2 separate regions of the Homo sapiens genome follow, and region 2 is linked to region 1. A link is a loop called in an ENCODE intact Hi-C map of the cell type or tissue named here. Cell type or tissue: PC-3. All regions are shown on one strand. Links, peaks and the distances in the headings refer to the core of each region. The heading gives the core; the rest is flanking DNA. Region 1 has its middle 190 kb from the start of SATB1-AS1. Region 2 has its middle 130 kb from the start of SATB1-AS1.

Region 1 (11,462 bases), core at 1,229-9,228:
TTAGTCCTTTACTATTAGAGAAAAACATTTCCAGAAAAGTAAGTCATAAATCTACTAGACAAGAGCTTGACAAACTCTTTTGTAAAGGATCAGATAGTAAATTTTTAAGCTTTGTTGTAATCTGTACTAACTGCTCAACTCTACCATTGTAGAGGGAAAGAACCACAGACAGTGAATGAAGTTGGCTGTGTTCCATTAAAACTTTATTTACAAAGGCAGAAAAAAAGCTGCATTTGTCCAACAGGTGTTTTTTTGTTGACCTCTGCCTTAGACTATAAGTTTTATGAAGGAGAGAGCCTGTATTCCCAAGGCCTAGGACAAACATACCTAATTTTATTGTGCTTCACTTTACTGCACTTTGCAGATATTCTGTTTTTTTACAAATTGAAGGTTTGTGGTAACACGAGTCAAGCAAGTCTACCGGCGCCATTTTTCCTACAGCATATGCTCACTTCCTGTCTCTATGTCACATTTTTGTAATTCTCACAATATCTCAAACTTTTAAATGATTATTAAATTTGGTATGGTGATCTGTGATCAGTGATCTTTGATGTTACTACTGTAATTGTTTCAGGGTGCCATGAACTGTGTCCATATGCAATGGCAAACAAACTATATATGTTGTGTGTGTTCTGACTGCTCCACCATCCAGCTGTTCTACCATCTCTTTCCCTCTCCTTGGGCCTCCCTATTCACTGAGACACAACAATATTGAAATTAGGCAAATCAATAATCCTATAATGGCCTTTAAGTGTTAAAGTAAAAGGAAGAGTTACCCATCTTCCACTTTAAGTCAAAAGCTAAAAATGATCAAGCTTAGTGAGGAAAGTATGTTGAAATCCAAGAGAGGCCAAAAGCTGGGTCTCTTGTGCCACAAGGTTAACTAAGTTGTGAATGTAAGGAAAAAATTCTTGAAGAAAATTAAAAGTGCTATACCAGTGAACACAAGAATGATAAGAAGCAAAACAGCCTTACTGCTGATCTGGAGAATATTTTAGTGATATGGATAGAAGATCAAGCCAGCCACGTTTCCTTAATGGCCAAAGCCTAATCCAAAGCAGTATTCAAACTCTCTTTATTTCTATTAAGGATGAGGGAGATGGGAAAGCTACAGAAGAGTTTAAAGCTGACAGAGGTTGGTTCATAAAGTTTAAGGAAAGAGGCCATCTCTATAACATAAAAGTACAAGATGGAGCAGCAAGTGCTGATGGAGAAGCTGCAGCATGTTATCCAAAAGATGTAGCTAAGATAATTAATGAAGACGGCTGCATTAGACAACAGATTTTCAAAGCAGATGAAACAGCCTTCTATCAGAAGTTGCCATCTAGGACTTTCATAGCTTAAGAGGAGAATTTAATGCCTGGCTTCGAAGTTTCAGAAGACAGGCTAGCTCTCTTGTTAGGGCCTAATGCAACTGGTGATTTTAAGTTGAAGCAAATGCTCATTTACCATTCCTAAAATCATAAGGCACTTAAGAAATATGCTAAACAGGCTCACCTGTGCTCTATAAATGGAACAACAAAGCCTCTATGATAGCACATTGGTTTACAGCATGGTTTACTGAATATTTTAAGCCCACTGTTGGGAACTACTGGTCAGAAAAAGGAAGATTCTTTTCAAAATAGTACTGCTCATTGACAATGCAGCTAGTCACCCAGGAGCTCTGGTGAAGATGTAGAAGGATTTTAATGTGGTTTCCATGCCTACTAACATAACTTCCATTCTGCAGGCCATGGATCAAAAAGTAATTTCAATTTTCAAGTCTTATTATTGAAGAAACACATTTTGTAGGGTTCCTTGGGGTGGTTGTTGCAATTTCTTAAAATAAGACAATAATAAAGTTTAAATAGGTCCCAAAGACAATGTTCACCTGATCCATCTGAGCAAAATAAATTAAAAACTTCTGGAAAGGACTCACCATTCTAGGTACTACTAAGAACATTTGTGATTCAGGAGAAGCAGTCAAAATATCAACATTCACAGGAGTTTGAAAAAGTTTATTTCAGTCCTCATGGATGACTTGGAGGGGTTCAAGACCAAGACTTCAGTGGAAAAAATAACTGCATGCAAATGGTGTGGAAATTGCAAGAGAACTAGAATTAGAAGTGGAGCCTGAAGATGTGACTGAATTGCTGCAATCTCATGATAAAACTTAAATAGATGAGGAGATGCTTCTTATGGATGAGAAAACAAAGTGGTTTCTTGAGATGGGATCTACTCCTGGTGAAGATCCTGTGAAGATTGTTGAAATGAAAGCAAAGGATTTAAAATATTATGTAAACTTAGTAGATAAAGCAGCAGCATGGTTTAAGAGGATTGACTCTAATTTTGAAAGAAATTCTACTGTAGGTTAAATGCTATCAAACAGCATTGCATGCTACAGAGAAATCTTTTATGAAAGGAAGAGTCAATTGATGCAGCACATTTTATTGTTCTCTTATTTTAAGAAATTGTGACAGTCACCCAAACTCCAGCTAACACCACCCTGATTAGTCAGAAGCCATCAACACTAAGGCAAGACCCTCCATAAGCAAAACGATTACAACTTGCTGAAGGATAAGATGATCATTAGCATTTTTTAACAATAAAGTACTTTAAATTAAGGAATGTACATTGATTTTTTAGACATAATGGTATTGCACACTTAACAGACTACAATACAGAGTAAACATAACTTTTATATGTATGGGAAGCCAAAAAACTTGTGTGACTTAATGGCAATATTCATTTTATTTCTGTGGTCTAAAACTGAACCTACAATATTTCTGAGGTATGCCTGTACATTGTAGACACTCAGTAAATATTTGTGAACGACATCAAAATGTTGGAATATGACCCTGGCTCTATCATTGTGTGATGTTGACCATTTAATCTTTTACAGCCTCAACTTTTGAAAATATAAAATGGAAAAAGCAATGTTTATGCTACCTGTTTTAAGGAATATCTCATAATAACATAAGACAACAAAAAAACACCACATTTACTGAGCTGTTAATAAGTACCATATTAAGCTAAGTGCTTTATGTCCTACTCTTCATTTAATCCTCACAAACCTACATTATTTCCCTTTTGTCAGATAAGGAAACCAAGCACCTAGAGAGCTTAAATAGCTTAGGTCCCATGGTAAAAGACAGAAGCAAGATTCAAACTCCAGAGCCTGCTTAGTTAATCACTACATATGGCTTAATTTTCCCCAAGCTTGGAAATTGAAATGAGCTGCTGCAAAATTTGTTTGTCTTTTATAAATCATGGGATAACTTGTTCTATATGACCAACAACTTCTTTGTACTTAGCTGTCCAATCCTCTGAACCTTCAGCCACCATCATTGGGGAACAGGAAGACATGGATGATAAATCACATAAGGTCTTTTGGGTAGTGGGTAATTGCTGGTGAGCTAATGTAAAGAAGGGGAAATACTTATTAGAAAAGTACTAGATTGTTCCTAGAACTAAGGAAGAGTTAAATAATGCCTTGGGATGAAAGCAGACCTGTGCAACAGGACATTCACAATGAAACAATAGCTCCAAAGCATCTTCCTCTAAGTAGCTCAACTAATACTTTAAATTTCTTGGAAAGAGAATACCTTTTCTCCTCTTGCAGCAGGCATTTCTGCCTTTATATTTAAAATCTATGGCCATGGAACAAAACTAGTGGCAATTGTACAATCACAGATGAAATTAAACCATAAAGCAGGTAGCCACTTCAGTGGATCTACATAAGTGGAATGCTTCATTTCCAAGCCATGTTCTGTCTCCAACTGACTCTACCTGACACACATTGCATTTTGTGTTTATGACATTTATGACATTTTGGCTTTAAAATAAGAAAATTCGATATTTAGTGTTTCTTCTAATCCTCTATTACAGCCCTCTAAACACACAAATAAGGGCACTGTTAAAAGTTCCAAATGCCTCTACTACCCTCCTACATTCAACTCCATACCCCTTCTACCTATTTCCCTAATACACTGTCTTTTTTTATTTAACCTTTAAGTTAAGGGGTGTGTGTGCAAGTTTCTTATCTAGGTAAACTTGCCCCATAGAGGTTTGTTGTATAGATTATGTCATCACCAAGGTATTAAGCCTAGTAGCCATTAGTTATTTTTCCTAATCCTCTCCTTCCTTCCACCTTCCACCCTCCAATAGGCCCCAGTGTGTGTTGTTCCCCTCTATGTGTCCATGTGTTCTCATCATTTAGCTCCCACTTAAAATGAGAACATGTGGTATTTGGTTTTCTGCTCCTGTGTTTGGTGAGGATAATGGCCTCCAGCTCCAACCATGTCCCTGCAAAGGACATGATCTCATTCTTTTTCATGTCTGCATAATATTCCATTGTGTATATGTACATTTTCTTTATCCAGTCTACCACTGATGGGCATTTAGGTTGATTCCATGTCTTTTCTATTGGAAATAGAATACACTGTCTTTGCCACCCATCTTTAATCTTTTGATCGCGTGACCTATTTATGCTCATAATCTTTGATCAGCCCTGCCCACTCCACCTATAATTGCACATAAATATGTTGATAGCAAAATTATCACGCTTGTTTGTAGGTTAGCCATAGTAATAAAATTCATTCTCATGACTCCAATTTTGTATGTATCTGTTTTACAATTTCCATGACTAAAAATATAGCTTTAGTGTCATGACTCAATTTTAATGCAAAATGGATAATTATTCTTATTAGTTTTTGTTTTATAAATATATTCTTAATATTATTTCCACAATAATTTTTAGGATGTGAGCACTAATTTCTGGTCAGCACAATAACAGAATGCCTGATAAACTTTACCTTCTTGGTTACAGTGTGCTTTCTGTTCTCATCACATTGGGAGTCAGAAACTTTGGGAAAGTGTTTGGATGTATATGAACTATGGAAGATTGGAAATGTGAGACTCCACTTTTCTGTTTTCCTTAATTTGTGGTTGCATTTCTGCCCCTCTGTACTTCTACTCCTCAGCCCAGAACAACCTGTTTCTTTCCACAAGCCAAGAACTTCCACATTATACCAGAAGACGGGGCCCAGAATCCAGAGAGATCATAGAGCTTTCTGCCACAGAATATCTGGAAGGAGTTTGAAAGAGTCTGGGGCATTTTAATCCATAGTGTTCTGTACAGTTCAGTTTTTGTGGGTATTTTCTTCTTCAGATCTTTAAGTTATTGTGCCAAAAATAAAAACATTCCTAGCTAGTAATAATCACTTCAATTTATTATCCTTAACTAATTTCCAGGTACTTTGTTGAGAACTTGAAAAGCACTATTTACTGAATTCTTACTAAATTCCAAAATCCATGTTATAGATGAAGACATCAAGACTTACAGAGGTTAAGCAGATAGATCGGCCACACAGCTGTGAAGAGGAAGCCGTAGAATTTGGATCCAGGTGTCCTGATTCCAATTTCTGAGCTCTAAATCCCTTACAGTTTTTTCATTCTTACCTTGCGACTTGCTTTGACCATTATGCTACTGTTATTATATAATCACATTATATAATTATAAAAACATATTATAATCTACTATTATAAAATGTTATTTTGTTAAATGACTTGTAATAGTTTTCTATCTTTTCTGTCATTAAATTATTATGATTGATTCTATAGCCTCCAGACAGAAATCATATCTCTAATTTCATCATGGAAATTAATAAATCGTAAAATTCATTCATTCATTCAATTTGTATATTTTGCTTATTATGTGGGAGACCCTTTGCTAGGCTCTATGATAGAGCTAGAAATTAGTAGTCCCTTGTTCATGGAGTTTGGAGAGCAAGACACTAGAAAAAAGAGATGAGACAATGAGAGAGAAAGAAAAAGAAAATGAGAAAAAGAATTGGCAAAAAATTACAAATATTAACTACACAATAGGTCAATAGGTAAAATTTAATCAAAATTTACACCTTTTCAAGATTTATTCTAGTCTATACAACTATTTACAACTTTTCAAGATTTATTCTAGTCTATAAATTTTATTCTGTAAGTATGGAAATATCTGACATTCCTATGATTAAGGCCTGTCTGAGCCACTGGATTCTGCAGAGAAATTTAGGGTTCTTTTCTATAAAATATCATAGCACATTCTCTGTAACTAATTCATTACTATTAGCCAACTACGAACTGCCTCCATTGTTATAAATTTTTGGAAATCGTGATGAATAAAGGAATGGAATTGATTTATAGACAAAGAAAATGTATAGATCATTAAGTACTGAAGCAAATGAATTTTGTCTTCAAGACTGGGCTTACATGCGGGAAATCGCAGTAATGTTAATCTAAGAAGAAATATCACCTCCTTATCCTCAGAAATATAGACTAGTTTAATACTAACAGAGGGTCAAATTTAATTAACAGCAAACACCACAGTAAAATTTTCAGAATTTTACTTTTTTCTTTTATTGTTTTTCATTTTCCAACAATAACAGTACAATACAATTCTGCTAACAGAATCTAGAACAGAAGTCAGTCCCCTGTATTTTAACCTACGTGATGGAGGAGCAAAATGAGTAAGAAAATAAGAAAATTTTACTTTTTCTCTTAGACTTATTATTGACCAAAATAATCATACAAAATGACCAAGACTAAGTCTACTTGAATTTTTAAGCTTTCTCTCAGAGTTAATTTTAGTTAAAATGATTTTTGAGGTTCCAAATGGGGACTTTTTCCCTCTTGTTTACTTGATTTTTGTTTTGTTTTCTTAAAATTTATTTTCCCTTTGCACATTCCACTTATGCCAGGTTTGGGAGGGGAAAAGCTTTGATAATTCTGCAAGATGGTTGATTGCTGTGTTTTGGTTGATTAGGATGAGGTTCCAATAAAGCATCAAAACGTATTGGCGTGCCTCTCAGTTAAACCTTCAAATCCTTGGAGGTATTTCTCATCACTAAAACAACAGACCATAAAGTTTGCTTTATGCAAGTAGATTTATTCCTTTATTTGTACTCACACACAACCATAAAGGTTTATCTTCTGATCAGAGAAAGAAGATAAACAAAGCGACAAAGGTCTTCACAAAAGTAACAGAGCCAAATGAACAAGTTCTTTGTTCTTTCCAGGTTAACAAGAAATAGGAAGAAGGCAAAAAGTAGAACTAGAACAGAATTCAGGCTCCATGCTTTTTTATGTTACTTTGATTCATGTTAAGCAAACTTCAGTGTGTGTTTAAAATCTTGGGGATTTATATTATTAACCAAACAAGAATTTTTACAATCAGGGAACATTTGTCTGGCTTCCCCCTCGCCTCCTCCCTCCCCACCCATCCCCCCAACCAGCACACACAATTTTTGTAGAATATTTTGTTGGCTATAATTAAACTATGTGTGTTAATTAGGATTAGATTTTAAATGCACTGCTTGGGAAGTTGAAAAATACAGGATCTGAATGAGCCCAAATTGAGATGACACTTGAATTTTCGCAGATGTTTCCATAATCCTAATTTCAAATTGATTGTACTTCCTGAACAGTGAGAAGCCATTTTCAGTTATTTATTCAGACGTGTGCACTAGTTTTCCCTCTGTCAGTGGGTAAAAAATATCTAGTACTTTCGTTAACTCCTTCAAATAAACTGATTTTTTGAGGCAGGTTTTATTGGGAAGGGTGCCAAATTAGTCCCACCTGCTCCCAGGGTCACCCGAGAGCCCATATATAGGCCCAAGAAAAAATCTGGACACCAGCAATTTCTCTTTTGCCTCCCACTCATGATGGGTTCAGCTGGCCTTTGACTATCATTGCTCAACAGCCCAGGGAAAAAGCAAAGAGAGGGTAAAAGAACTTCCCAAATTGTTGGCCAGCAACAGCCCATAACACGTGGCACTTGATTCAGCTGCAAAGATGTGCAGCATGCTATGCTACGTAAGCCCAGGATTTGGACCCCACAGCAGAGCCACCTGTAAAACCCATTCCCAAATAAATGGCCCGTAAAAAAGATAAGCCCCCGCCAAATATGAGCGTGTCAGTACCAAGCAGCATTTCAGCTAATGCTGGAAGTCCAACACCAGACTTTGTGCCTGAAAAAAAGGGTGGTCTTCTCTTATGTGTATGTAGGTTTGTTGCAATTTCTCTCTACGTTTTATTTTATGCTCAACCCAGAATCCAGAGAGTCTTCAGAAATTCTGTCTTGGAAGCAACCCCATTCCCCTGACAAGTCTCCTATTTGATTGTAATTCCTTGCAGCTTTCCTGTTAGGCGGGGGCCTCTGCTGAATTAGCGGCATCGTGCCTTCTTCCACCTGTAACGATTTCCCACTCAACTGTAAGACAATGGCCATGATTGATCTAATGAGGGACTGGAAAAGCCAGCTGATTGCTATAAATAGTTGAAAGCAAAAACTTGTGCTTGGCTTCCCAAAGAATTTCTCATCAACTCTTGTACCCTAACCTAAATAGGTAAGCAGCCGCATGGAGAATTAGGTGAAACATTTAAGCTTTTTCTTGGTGGGAGTTCGTATAGAGGGCAAAGCAGAATTCAGGGAGCAAGAGATAATTGATGGAATATTCATGTCTTAAAGTAACAATCACACGTAATTCTACATGTCCCATGAAGGCAGAATTCCCTTTTTTAACAGAAAGCAGTTTGGATATTTTACGGCTGTTTTTAAAAATATTTGAAGTTCAGTGGAAATAGCTTTTGTGCATTCATTTGTCAAAGAAAATCGCAAGCTACAATGGTACATAAAAGCAATTCACATAATGTCACAGAAAATCATACAATTTTTTTCCTCATTGCATCTTTTAGCATATAATTCATACAATATAAACATATAATTCATAATTTATATGTTTCTTAACCCTGGCTGCACATTAGAATCACCTGATGATGACCAAACTCCTGATCAATTACATCAAAGTATCTGGGCTTAGAATTCAGGAATCAAGAGTTTTAAGCTCCACAGGTGATTCCAATGGGCAGTCAAGATTGAGAATCAGTTATTGTATTAGGAGGTCTCCAATAATAAGACGGAGAATTCTTTCTCCAGTCCTATATGCGGAAGGAAAAGACGCAAGTAAAATGGTCCCTGACTCCCTTGCCCGGTGATTTATCTGAGGATTAACATTTCATCTCAGGTATGCCTGCACTTGCTCCCGATCTCACCCAGAGCCTCCTCCTCTGGGAATCATAGCGACCTCTTGGATTTTGCAGCGTAGTTAAGTAACTTGCTAGGGCCACCTGCTGTAAAGCGGAAAAACTAGATATCAAATCAAACCAGTGTTGGCTCCAGTTCATGATTTTTACCATTACAAAGGCAAAGATTAAATACTGTGTACCCATGAGCCAAACCCAGCCCAAGACTTGTTTTGTTTGGCTCGCACAGAAGTATAAAAATATTTAAATTTGCGTGTCCATATGCTGGGTGTGGGATCTCCAGTTTACCTAAATGCCAATCATTCCCTGTTGTCTTGACATTGAGCACATTTCAATCATTTACATTAATAATAGCTTGGCTTCTGTAGACATTTGAATTCACATCCCTGTGCTAAGGCAAGAAAGCCCCTTATAAGTATGGGGAAGTCACAAAAGTGTAAATTCTGTCACATATTTATATCCATTACACATTAATAAAGACTAAAATTGACCCTGCCTACTCATCTGATGGTAACACTTCTCCTATGAGGAAAGTTAAGAAGGAAAGTTCAGATCTAAGGGTGGGAGAAACAATTATATGTGAAGATGTGAGTTCCTAAACACAAGTTATTTTTTACACTTTTATCTTATTTTATAATTTCAACTTTTATTTTAGATTCAGGTGGTACATATGCAAGTTTGTTACATGGTTATATTGTATGATGCTGAGGTTGGGGGTACAACTGGTTCCTGTTATCCAGGTAGTGAGCATAGTACCCAATAGGAAATTTTTTCAGCCCTTGACCCCTTCCCTCATTCCCCACTCTATTAGTTCCTTGTGTCTATTGTTATTATCTCCATGCATGTGCAGTGTTTGGCTCCCACTTATAAGTGAGAACATGCAGTATTTTCTTTCCTGATCCTGCATTAATTCACTTGGGATAATGCAAAGGACATGGTTTCATTCTTTATGGCTGCATAATATTCCATGTATATATGTACTACTTTCTCTTTATCCGATTCACCATTGACGGGCACCTAGGTTGATTCCATGTCTTTGCTGTTATCAATAGTGCTGCAATGAGCATATGAGTGCAGGTGTCTTTTGTAGAATTATTAATTTTCTTGTGGATATATCTCCAGTAATGGCATTGATGGGTTGAATGATAGTTCTAAGTTCTTTGAGAAATCTCCAAATGATAGTTCTAAGTTCTTTGAGAAATCTCCAAATTGCTTTCCATGGTGGCTGAACTAATTTACATTCCCACCAGCAGTGTATAAGCATTCTCTTTTCTCTGCAGCCTCACCAGCATCTGGTTTTGGGTTTTGGGGTTTTTTTGTTTTGTTTTTTGTTTTGTAATAGCCATTCTGACTGGAGTGAGATGATTTCTTATTGTGGTTTGATTTGCATTTCTTTGATTAGTGATGCTGAGCATTTTTTCACATGTTTATTAGTTGCTTGTATGTCTTCTTTTGAGAAGTGTCTGTTCATGTCTTTTTCCCACTTTTTCATGGAGTTGCTTGGTTTTTGCTTGTTAAAATATTTAAGTTCCTTATAGATTCTGGATATTAGGGCTTTGTCAGATGCATAGTTTGCAAATATTTTCTCCCATTCTGTAGAACGGAAGAAGGACGAGTCATTCCCACATTCTTGTCTGTTTATTCTGCTGATAGTTTCTTTTGTTGTGCAGAAGCTCTTTAGTTTAATTAGATTCCACTTGTCAATTTTTCTTTTTATTGCAATTGCTTTTGAGGACTTAGTCATAAATTATTTCCCAAAGCTGATGTCCAGAATTGTGTTTCTAGGTTTTCTCATAAGACTTTTATAGGTTTTTCTGGTTTTGTTTTTTGTTTGTTTTTGATTTTGCTTTTGTTTTTGTTTGAGACAGCTTCTCCCTGTGTCGCCCAGGCTAGAGTGTAGTGGCATAATCATTGTTCACTGCAGCCTCTACCTTCCAGGCTCCAGTCATCCTCCCACCTCAGACTCCCAAGTAGCTGGGGCTACAGGCACATGCCACCACACTAGGCTGTTTTTTGTTTGTTTGTTTGTTTGGTAGAGACAGGATTTCACTGTGTTACCCAGGCTAGTCTCAAACTTCTGGGCTCAAGTGATCCTCCTGCTTCAGCCTCCCAGAGTGCTGGGATTACAGCATGAGCCACTGCACCCCACTGTATTCTTATAGTTTGAGGTCTTATATTTAAATCTTTAATTCATTTTGAGTTAATTTTTGTATATGGTGAAAGGTAGGAATTCAGTTTCATCCTTCTGCATATGGTTAGCCAGCTATCCCGGGATCATTTATTGAATAGGGTGTACTTTCTCCATTTCTTATTTTTCTCTACTTTGTCAAAGATCAGATGGCTAGAGGTGTACAGCCTCATTTCTAGATTCTCTATTCCACTGAACA
Region 2 (11,462 bases), core at 1,368-9,367, 61 kb after region 1:
TAACCATCACAACGGGCTTTCTTTTCAATCTCTTAATGGTATTTTTCAAAGAATAAAGGTTTATAATTTTAATAAAGCTCAGTTTATCAATATATTTTTCTTGTATAGATTTTGCTTTTGGTTTCATAACTAAATATCTTTTTGCCAAACCAAAGGTTACATTAATTTTCTTCTAGAGGTTTTATGGTTTTATATTTTACATTTAAGTCAATGATCTCTTTTGGTTATTTTGTGTAAAGTTTGAGATGTATGTTGAGCCTCTTTATATTTGTTTTTTACGTGTGGATATCAAGTGTTTCCTCATCATTTGTTTTTCAACCATCTTCTCTGCCTTAAATTGCCTTTGCACATTTGCCAAAAAATATGTTGACTGTACTTAAGTGGGTCTATCTTTGAGCTTTGTATTTATTTATCTGGTCTACGTATTTGTCTTTTTGCCAATACCACACTGTCTGTGTCACATCTGAGTCTGTTTCTGATGATTGCTTTGTCTCTTCCAAGTGTGCTTTACTTGCCTTTGCATATGTCACACATATTTTTGTTGAAAGCTGCTCATCTAGTGTAAAACAGTGAATACTACGGTAACTATATTTTATGCTTGGAGATGAGCATACCTTTCCTTCTGCTGGGCCTTTAGTGCTGAAGGTTTATGTAATCTACTCAGGAGTTGGCTGGTTGCCAGGTTTGTTATTGGTATAGTTACCCTTATTGTACTTCAGACTTTAAATTCTGCTAGTCATACCATCTCTTTAGGCTGGTGCTGGCTTCTAAAAGGTCATTTCCTTGGCATTTACTTCCCAGTTGGATTTCGGTCTTCCCTTTATACTGCTCTCCAAAGACAATCTGTCTCTTGCAGCTCTCACAGGTCTATTTCACTGTGATTATTACTTGATGTTTGTCAGCCTGGTGTCGGGGTAGTGGAGGAGGGAAGGCATTTTCTGATGCTCTGATTAATCCTCAATTCTAGATAGGCATAGTGTCCCTGAGTCTGGCAAGAGTACGGGTGGGGACCTTCACAAATTCTCCTGCCCCTCTCCCAGCTGAACGCTGAGCTGTCACGCAGGCCCTCCCCTCCCCAGAAGTTGAGGTCTATTTTTTGTTTTTCCCTTCTGTTGTCTTCCCCCAGCTGCAGTGTATTTCCACCAGTATATTAAGGCAACACTTTTTCTTGCTTTATTACAGATTAAAATTTTTAGTTTTTTGAGGAGATGTTTCTAGGAGCTTCTGCGGTGGCTGCTGTTCCCCTCTGCTGCACAGCACCAGGAAGGAAGCTTTGAGCAATGGCGCAAGAACAGTGGGAAGGTTTAAAACAGAGGATCAGAGACAAGATCAAGTTTACGGTTTAAAAACATGTGGAGTCTGGTGTGAAGCAAGGCAGGATTTGAGAAGACTGGTTACAAAGCTCTCATGGCAGAGTAAAAGGAAAACCAATTGTCTTAAGAGCTGGCATGAGAATCCCTCTTAGGGAGGGAACTGTGTCTACTTAACAAAATCTCATGAGGGGCCATTTAGGTGTGAAAAGATAGACCCACAGAAGAGGAGAGAACAAAAAATCGGTTGCATTTCTCAGTGGAATAAAATGCAATAAATTGGGCTTGTTTTGCTGAGACTGATGTGAGGGAAAAAAAGGGGTAGGAAAGCAGATTAACAGTGTTCAGGCCAGGGCACTGTGTAGGAAGGTATGATCAGAGAAATATCCCAGAGTGGGGAGTATCTAAACTGCCTTTATGTATAAGGATGTCTAAACATCTAATACAAAGTGACTATGTTTCTGTGATGTAAATGTCCTCTACTGCACCAAATTTTCAATAAAATCAGCCCCATACAACAAAGAGAGTGTTCCAGGAAATTATTATCTGGGTGGAGAATGGGAAGTCTTGGAACCAAGAGTAGAGACCGAGTCCATTCTAGATCAATTAAATACACAATAGAAGTAGTGCAAGAGGTTGGGCGAGAGATGCCATTAAAATGAAAAGAGTCAGGGGAAGTAAAAATTGCATGCCTAGCACAAGAATGACACTTGAACCTCCCTCCCAAAAGAGGACACATTTCGCAAACCAGAGATTCTGGTATTTGAGACAGGGTGGTCTCAGTTAATCCTTTAGTTCGTAGTAAGAGTATGAAAACTTGGAACTCTTTGCCAGAAATAGGACAATGTTCAGGAATAGAGCATATAACTGAGGCATCTGTTGTGCACATTATCTAATTTTAACTATATATTTTTAATACAAATATATGTACTTTAATAAAGGCACAGCAGTGTGTCTAAATAAGCCATTTGGTCTCCAATTTATACCATCAAAAGAAAGCAGCAGTGTTAGATTCGCTTATTGAAACCACTTGGAATTATTAAAACATCATTTTATCTCTGGAAAAGAAAAACAGTTGAGGTTACTGTCAGAGAATATTACTCTGGGAGAAGATAATGTACACTTCATAAATTGTTATATTTAAAATTGAATCAGTCTACTCCAGAAGGAAAATTGAACATTTTTATGATGACCTGGATGAAAATAGCGGTGGGAAATGAGAAGTCTGTCCTCCAGGTGACGGGATTATGAAAGTGCCTTGAACTACTATTCTGAAAATGTGTCCTACGAAGACACTCAAGTCTCACTGCACAACATACCGTTTGCAAAAGGCAAATTGGGCATAAAATGCCAATTATTTTACACCTGAGACACAAAAGCAAGACATATTACAAACAAGTGTATTTTGGGAGATTCTTTCCAAACAGTTAATCACTAACTTTGGCTCATAGTCTGTTGTATGAACTTCAGTTACAAACAAGAGGCAGTTGGAGTTACTGTCAACAACAGAAGCACTACATAAGAAAGTCAAAATTTTTAAAGAAAACCTCCTGTACATTTATATTGTAAGAATACATCTTGTAAACAAGGCAGAAAATGTCACTAAAAACTCAAGGTATTATTCTTAGAAATATTCACATTCATGTTATCTTGTGTGTATCTGTATGTGCGTGTCTGTGTGTGTGTGTGTGTGTGTGTGTGTGTGTGTGTGTCTCCAAAATATCTCATGCCCTTTGCTGAAACTAACATGTAGAATTTATATTTCTCTAAACGTGCTTGAATTTGATCCATAATAGAGATATCACAACCGTGTCCATGTAAGTACATTTCAGAGTGAGAATTTTTAAAAATTAATCCTGATAGACTTAATACCCTTTAGTATCTGTCTTGACTTGGTTCCCAGAAGCAGATCCTGACATAAGGATTTGAGGGCAGGAAGTATATTTGGAACATGATCCCAGGAAACTGGAAAAGGAATGGGTACATGAGACAAGGAGGAGAAAAATCCCATAAGGCATGCATTATCAAGCAGATACTTGCTGCGGACAACTGAGAGTCAATCCTTCCAGGGAACTGTGGGAGATAATATAGGAAACACCTCAGAGTTATCCCAGCTGAGGAATATGGAGAGCAGGTATTTATTCGCCAGTTCCCATGTGCCTTTTGGGCACTGCTTCTAGAGTCATTCGCACTCTTCAGCCTGCCCTGTGGTTGGGCCACCCAACCTTCCAGAGAAAAAGCCTCTGGAGAGCACTGAAAGTGCTTTCATAAGCGGTTTTGGAAACATGTAGAGGCCAAAGCTAAGAGAATGTGTGCAGGGCACTCAAAGCTCCTACCACAGTGGCATTTAAGGGCCTCACAAACAACTATGGAATGAAAGGATGCCTAGCTAGTATAGGATTGAGTCTTTTCTATAGGTGGTTCTGATATCTTCTTCTTCCTGTTCAAGACCTCTTTGTTTTTGCAGTAAACACCTTCGTCTTTGGGAAGGGAGAAAAGGAAGAATTATGAGTGTATTTTCCTGGCTGAGTCTGTATAAAATTCATGTAGTTGTATCTTAGGAAATGGGGGAAGGTGTCTTATTCTATTCTGGCTGCTGTAGCAAATATCTTAGACTGGGTAATTTATGAACAACGGACATTATTTCTCCCAGTTCTGAAGGCTGGGCAGTCCAAGATCAAGGCTCCAGCAGGTTTGGTGAGTGGTCAGGGCCCATTCCTCACAGATGGCACCACCTAGGTGTCCTCATCTGACAGAAGAGATAAAAGGGCAAAAAGGGGCACTCCCTTCCACCTCTTTTATGAGGTTAGTAATCCTATTTACGACGGCTCTGCCCTTATGACTTAATCACCTCCTAAAGCCTCCATTTCTTCATAATATCACATTGGTGATTAAGTTTCAACACATGAACTTTGGGGAATGCAGAAGGAAAGAGTGGAAAAATAATGACTTCCAGTACAAAGGTCAGCAGAAACAAGAAGTAGAGAAAACAAAATTGATTATGTGGTGTCTGTTCCCCAGCCCCATCCCAAAGAATCCTGCCAGAGCTCTATGTGTCATAGGAAGAAACCAAAGAACTCTGGTAGACAACAAAGATAAGAAGTTCTAGTTGGTGGATACGTGAGAAGCTGTGACACCATGGGAAGGGGAGCTTTCTTGATTTTTCTATATGGATCACACTGTGTCCTCAAGGCTGTGAGGACCACAGGGAATTCAGCACTGCTTGATATTCTAAGGGAAGGCATGTGGATCTGAGGGCACCGGAGGCAGCACCCTCACAACAGGTAAGTATGACCTCAGGGTGGGTACTGGACACTGTGGCCCGAGTGAGACAGCCCTCTCAAATGCTTCCCAGGTAACCTACCACTGAGAGAGATAGAATTTAAGATATGGGAGACACGTTCATGAGTACCCTGAGATATTGTCAAAGACTCTTGGAAATAATGAGAAAACCCCTTGGTGAGGGAGGGGAGATTACCACTGGAGTTGGTGGAAAAACAGACATCAATAATGAAGTGAGGAACGGGATGAGGCACAGATACTGGCTGAGGAATCTGGTGGTGCACACATTCCCGGGACACACATCCTGATGGTCCAGGATAGGCCAGATCTGGAGGGAAGTGCGTGAATGAAAGAAGCAGAACAGGAGTGAGGCATTTAGTGGGGCTCTGCAATGGCTAAGAAACAAGGATCCATGTCTTCAACAAATGTTGATTGTACATCCATTATGTTTCAGGCATTATTCTCCACACTGGAGATACATCACACAAGACAGAAAGTTTCTACTCTCATGAAGCTTACAATTTATTGCAACAATAGCATTCTGTGTGCATCATACTATGCAATTTATTCTACTTTTTAATCATCTTTTTTGTTGTCAGATAATAATTTCGTAAGTGAAAATAATTCTCTTAGGATTACGCCATGCAGTTTTTGCATATAGAAATGTTCCCAGGATGAAACGTGTGTGTGTGAGCGGTGTTTTGTTTTTTTTTTTTTTTTGGTTTGTTCAAAAACTTACATGCACAATGACTCAATTAGTATAAGCATTCTTGGTAATTTGATTCATCATGCAAGAGACTGACTAAGGCAATGGCCTGTGATACAACCCTGGCTAACGAAACTTACAGGGAAGTCTCCTAAGGAGTTTCTCCCCAAAAAGTTCCTTCTCTGATAAAAAGAAACGTTTAAGGAGAACTTTCCTTTTCTCTGCCACTCCATGTGGTTGTGTGAAGACACGACACCTAGGGTCACAGCCGTTACTTTGTGTCCCTGAGGAAACAAACTGAGGGGAAATACCAACAGAGGATGAGAGAATGGATCAGGGAAAGAATCTGGGTCACTGGGATCATCTCGGGACACTGAATTAACAAGTCGTGGAAATGTCTATTTCCAGTGCTCCTGTTTTGTGACCATACAAATTATTCTTATTATTTAATTCATTTTTAAAAGTTACTTGCAGCCAAAAGCATGGTAACTGATGGACTGAGTGAGTTTACCAAAGAATCAATCAAGAACACCTTTTAACCATTTGTACCACCTGGGTTATACCACTATATACAAAAGTGTTGTTTCTCGATCTGAAGTAAATCTACTTATTTCAAAGCATTCTATAGACTGGTTTTCTTTGCTTCAGTCTCATTTTTCTTGATATAGAAGCCTTATGTTTTTGTCCATATAGCTAAAAAAGTATGCTTAGTATATTGAATATACTAAATACACCAATTGATATATCTTATTTATTTTTTTTTATTCTTTAAGTTTTAGGGTGCATGTGCACAACGTGCAGGTTTGTTATACATGAAAAAATGCTCATCATCACTGGCCATCAGAGAAATGCAAATCAAAACCACAATGAGATACCATCTCACACCAGTTAGAATGGCAGTCATTAAAAAGTCAGGAAACAACAGGTGCTGGAGAGGATGTGGAGAAATAGGAATACTTTTACACTGTTGGTGGGACTGTAAACTAGTTCAACCATTGTGGAAGTCAGTGTGGCGATTCCTCAGGGATCTAGAACTAGAAATACCATTTGACCCAGCCATCCCATTACTGGGTATATACCAACTGATATATTTTAATAGCACAGGAGTTACAATTCAAGTTCCAGTATTATGGTGAACTATTGTTAGAATTCCAGGTAGAGCCTTTGCTCTTTATAGTAACTCGTTTAGCGTCATAATCGTACACTCTTAAGGTCCAGAGAATACCCTTTGCATGGGTCTGCCATCCCTCTCCTTCAGCACTGCTCCTGTCCTGCTCCCCACCTACTCCATGGGAGGATTATCTGCCAAAGTTATTTAACGTAAGAAGAATCATGAGACAGTATGACAACTCCCTATTACATCTTGACCTTATTTCTCCTGCAATGTCGTTATGGTCCCCTAAATCAAAACAGGTAAATCTTTAACGCCACCTTTGAAAAGTCATATCAAAAAAATAAAGAAAAGAAAAGAAATAACCAGCTTCCCTCACTGTCAGATTTTACTGTCACATTGTGAAGACCTTTCAAGACTTTTCCAATATAACTACATCAGGAGGAATCTTGAAATATATCATATGATCTGAATTGTGGATGACAAATGGCTTGAATTTCCCATCATCCCAATGTTGTCAATTTGGCCTTCCTCCTCACTGACTCAGGACAGACAGTGGGACTCCAGCCTCAGGCCTGCATTAAGTATCACATCCAGTAAATGAATTTATTTCTTTTACCAATATCATTGCATTAGAGAGACTTGGGGGAACACTGGCTTGGAAGAACATTCCTGGTAGCTGCAGATAGTTCTATTGTCTTCCTGTACTCTTAATAAAGATGAAAAAAGAAGAAGATAGAAGGAGTACAACTTTATCTCAGTTTTATAATTCCCCTCCATGTGTTGACACAAATCCACCACATGATAAAATCCAAACTTGCACAAGAGTGGGACAGTCTGGAGCCAATGAGCTCTCCACCTGCTCACCCTTCTCAGAACCACAGAGTTCACAGGTGATATGATGGGAGGTGTCTCTGGTGCTGGGTGCCAAACCCCCGATCCAATTTATTCCCTTCCTGAAGGCTTCCTTCCTCATATGTGGTAATCACACCTCCTCACCTTCCTCCTCCAAGAGCTTTGTTAACTTTCCTGATTTGTTTTCCCCCTGCTTAAATAATCCAAAATCTGCTACTGTGTAGTACATTGCAGAAGAACAGATGCAGTTGGGTGCACCTGGGGACAGCTGCAGTCTGGACTCCGGGCCCCCATCAATTATCACCCCCCTTACATTCACCCTCCCCTCCATCACCATCACGTTACCACCTGTGCTTCGTGTGTTCCTGTGACTCCTTGGGAAAAAATGCAATGCATGGCGTTTCAGAGTTTCTCTGATTCCCATATTGTGTGCAGGTCTCCCTTCCATCCCTCTTTTTCAACATACTAATTGTAAATGCAGATACAAAGAAATGCCTTCAGAAAGCACAGGCTTTCAAGCTCAACCCAGACAAAGGTGTAGCAGCTGCCAGAACTCAAATACTATCTGATTTCGTCTGAGGCATGGCTTTAAAATTCCTGCAGGCTCACAATTCCCCTTGTCTTCAAGGGCAGAACTGGGCCCAACCAAGAGGCAACCACTGTGAGTCTGAGGGCCGCCCAGCAGTGTGAGGTTTTTCAGTATATTATAATCATTAAAACACCTGTGCTAAATAACCTAATCCAGTATGAAGTGTTCCTGAATCTCTGCAATTACTCATTTCTTAACTAGCCTGTCTCATTGATTGCTTTTCAGTCAGCACTAGAAAACAGAGGTAAAGCCAGGTTCAAAACCTCTTGAAGTACTTGCTCACCTGCATTGTGAGGCATGATACATCTGCTTTGAAACTTCTTGCTCTGTTATCCTACTGCAGCTCTAGTGAAAACCAACCCAGATTTAAATGGCACTAGGAAGGCAACTATAAGCAGCCTGAAGAAGCCAGCTCAGAGATGAAAAGGTGCTGTTTATTTGGATTAAGAGTGGAGTGGAAACAGTCTTTCTTAGTAACATTTGATGCTCTGATGAAAGATAATACAGGGGTGAGTCATGCAGGAATGAGGGAAATGCAATTTTAAATGAATAAAATCCCTCCTGCTTCTCAAGATGTACTGACTGCCCATGTCATATGCTTAGTCTATTTTAAAGCAGCTGGTCACTTAAATCAAAAATCACACAGATGGATGAAAAGTTCTCACAGGATTAGAAAATGTCTTTAAAATACCCATGGCCACATGGGCTCTGTGTCCATTGGCAAGGTTGGGACTTAAGCCTCTTTGCCCGCACGCTTATAGACTCCTACCATTCAGGTAGACTTCTGGCTCTAGCAGTGTTTTGCTTTCTTCAAATGCAATTTCTTCTATGGCCAAGAGTTTCTTTCTGAAAAGGCAGGATTCAATTCAGGTATGGGTAAGTGTCATAGGGACAGATAAAAGGAAGCCATATGACATCCTTTAAAAATTTATTTTTTGTTTAATCTCTGAAATGCAATATGAAAATGTCTTGGGCCCACCTCATACCAGGGTTCTGCTGAGCCTCTGGTATGGTTTTAAGACGAGCTATAGTTGTACCCACACTTGAGCTTCTTGAGCATCTATAGACTTATATACCAGGAACTGTATTAAGGTATTTTACATAAAAGATCTCATTTATTCCTCATAGCAAACTGGTGCAGAAGATATTCTTGGTTTCTCCATTTTATAAATAAAGAAGCTGAAATACAGGGTGTGAGGCCGCAAAGCTAGTAAATACCAGAACCAAAACTGGACTCACACATCCTAATTCCAAAGTCTGTACTGTACTCTACTACACAGTTTACCAAAAAGAAAACTAAGCAGTCACAACACAAAAATTGTTTAACCCCAAGAATAATATTAGAAATGTAAAAGACAATAACAATGAGATATGCTTTTCTTTCTCAAGCTGGAAAATATTTACAATGAGAGCATCAGGCTAGTGGAATAGGATGCAAATGTTTTTAATTTATTTTTCGTGTTTCTGGATTAATAACATATTATTTGTGTAATTAAAATAGGCTTTTTTAAGGTATTGATGATTGTGACAATAAGATAAAAATGATTTTATAGATCAGCAAATCTCGATTACATTGTATAGGCAGATATAAATTTGGGATTAGTTATAAAAAATCAACATTTTCTTATCACAAGTAAAACTGCACTAAAACTGGCAAATGCTTTGTGAATTTAAAGTATTCCTTTTAATAATGCTTTTTTTCTTTCTTTTCCTTTCTTTTTTTTTTTTTTTTTACTTTATTGAGTTCCAACATGTTCTCATGAGTAGAAGAAGACAGAAGGAGCTAGAATTCCCACAAACCTGGGGAAGTGCATACCATCCACAGCTGATGCTATCCAAGAGGCAACCCATTACTCATACATCACCAGTTGGGTGGAAAGAGTTTACAGTAGGACATCTCCACCTACAAATGGATGGTTTAGGGGACGATATACAAAGATGGCATCTGGCCATGATAAGGGGAAGGCCAAAGTCTAGCTAGTATCTGCATGGGAATCACTTTTCATCATGTAGCCACTGCATGATGCAAAATAAAATTTGAGAGTAAAAGCTACAGAATACTCAGAATATTTCCAAACTAAATGTTGAAAGTCCACCACTGCCCCAAACACTTCATACTTACATGCCGAACTACTTCAATCCTTAACATTTTAGCCTATACCCACAAATTAAAGGATGCTGACTATAACTTCTTCCCTACTTCTGCCTCTTTATTCCTCCACTCTAATTTGGCTTTCCAAAATTTAGACTACAATGCTCCTGGGGCCAAGGATGTAGGTCCAAGCTCTCTGGGTAACAACCAGTGTGGCTCTGTTCCATGGACTCATGCTCTAACTCCTGCCAACCTTCTCAAAAAAAATGTGTACAGTTTGGCCGAAGAAGCCCAAAAGAAATTATTTAGCTCCTTTTTTTTTTTTTTGCCAATGTGGCAACAATCGAAGCATGTACTCTATAAAAGGTAGTTCACTGACATTTTTCTGGACTGCAAAAACAAGTATTATATGGCATTAAACCATCCTGCAACCGGCACACTTTTGCTGTGTGTTTATTTCTTCATCCAACAAATGTGTTAACTGATAGTCAGAGGCACATTGTGACAAGTTTGAATATGCTGAAAATATGAGAGCCCAAATGAGTGATCGTTTCCACCACTTACAATAGGATTAAGCATTTATCAGATAAGGAAAATATTACAATTGGATTGGGAACATAGGTTACAATTCAAATATAAAATACTTATAATATGTGTCCATATTTGACAAACACCGCAATCTATTTCCATGCTATCATATCAATTTTATCTCATAGAAGTTGCAAGCTTCTGTTTGTAAACACTATGTGCACATATAAATATTTATATGTAGGTATAAATAACTATGCACATATATGTGTACTGTGTGTGTCTCTGGGTATATATAAAGGTATATATCATAATGTGCTATAATTCATATCAAAGTTAAGACTGAAGTGATTTTGCATAACAAATCATATGTTATCACTTCAATAAAGATATTTAGTGAATGCCTTATATGTGCAAGGTCTTGTGCTAAGTGCTAGCTAGCAAGGGAAATAAAGACTAATAAAAAATTTAATATGTATGCTCTCAAGTTGCTTACAGTTTATCGGGTAGTCAAAAAGATAAGTAAACAAGCAACTGTTAAGTAAATTTAGCTAAGTGACAATGATAGAGATGTAAACAAAGTGTTATGGGTATTTCAAAAATTATACGTAGATATAAATGTAAAGATGAATATAGATCAAGGTTTGTCAAACTTTTTCCATAAAAAGCCAGTTAGTAAGTAAATTAGTCTCTGTGGGCTATACTGGACTCTACCAGTTGTAGCCAAAAGCACCCATAGACAATATGTAAATCAATGGGTATAGCTGCTTTCCAATAAAACTTTATTTATGGACATTGAATTTTTAATTTCTTATCACATGATACATTATTTTTCTTTTGATTATTTTTTCAACCATTTAAAAATACAGCAATCATCCTCAGCTGACAATTAGTACAGAAATGGGAGATAGGCTAGATTTGGCTTGAGTGCTATAGTTTGCTGATTCCTGATCTAGATATAGACATAGATAAAGAGCTAGAGATCACAA

The links. A loop is a pair of places that touch in the nucleus more often than their neighbours do. Peaks named below come from ENCODE experiments on the same cell type or tissue, not always from the same donor. Only the 100,000 strongest peaks of a DNase experiment are listed, where the experiment ranks them.
Region 2: a loop joins it to region 1, with 2.0 times the contacts of the local background. A loop is called at or near these places in 3 of 110 quality-filtered maps.

Annotation. Positions count from the first base shown.
Region 1 is chr3:18,630,945-18,642,406 of GRCh38, reverse strand. No RefSeq gene overlaps it. Among named protein-coding and RNA genes, the nearest start is that of SATB1-AS1, 190 kb to the right of the region's middle. In PC-3, for the core only: a CTCF peak has its summit at 9,139 (motif pointing left); no DNase peak of the experiment used is centred there; H3K27ac peaks cover 2,169 bases.
Region 2 is chr3:18,569,693-18,581,154 of GRCh38, reverse strand. No RefSeq gene overlaps it. Among named protein-coding and RNA genes, the nearest start is that of SATB1-AS1, 130 kb to the right of the region's middle. RefSeq lists an enhancer at 3,583-4,782. In PC-3, for the core only: no CTCF peak of the experiment used is centred there; a DNase peak (open chromatin) is centred at 5,394; H3K4me3 peaks cover 293 bases; H3K27ac peaks cover 1,795 bases.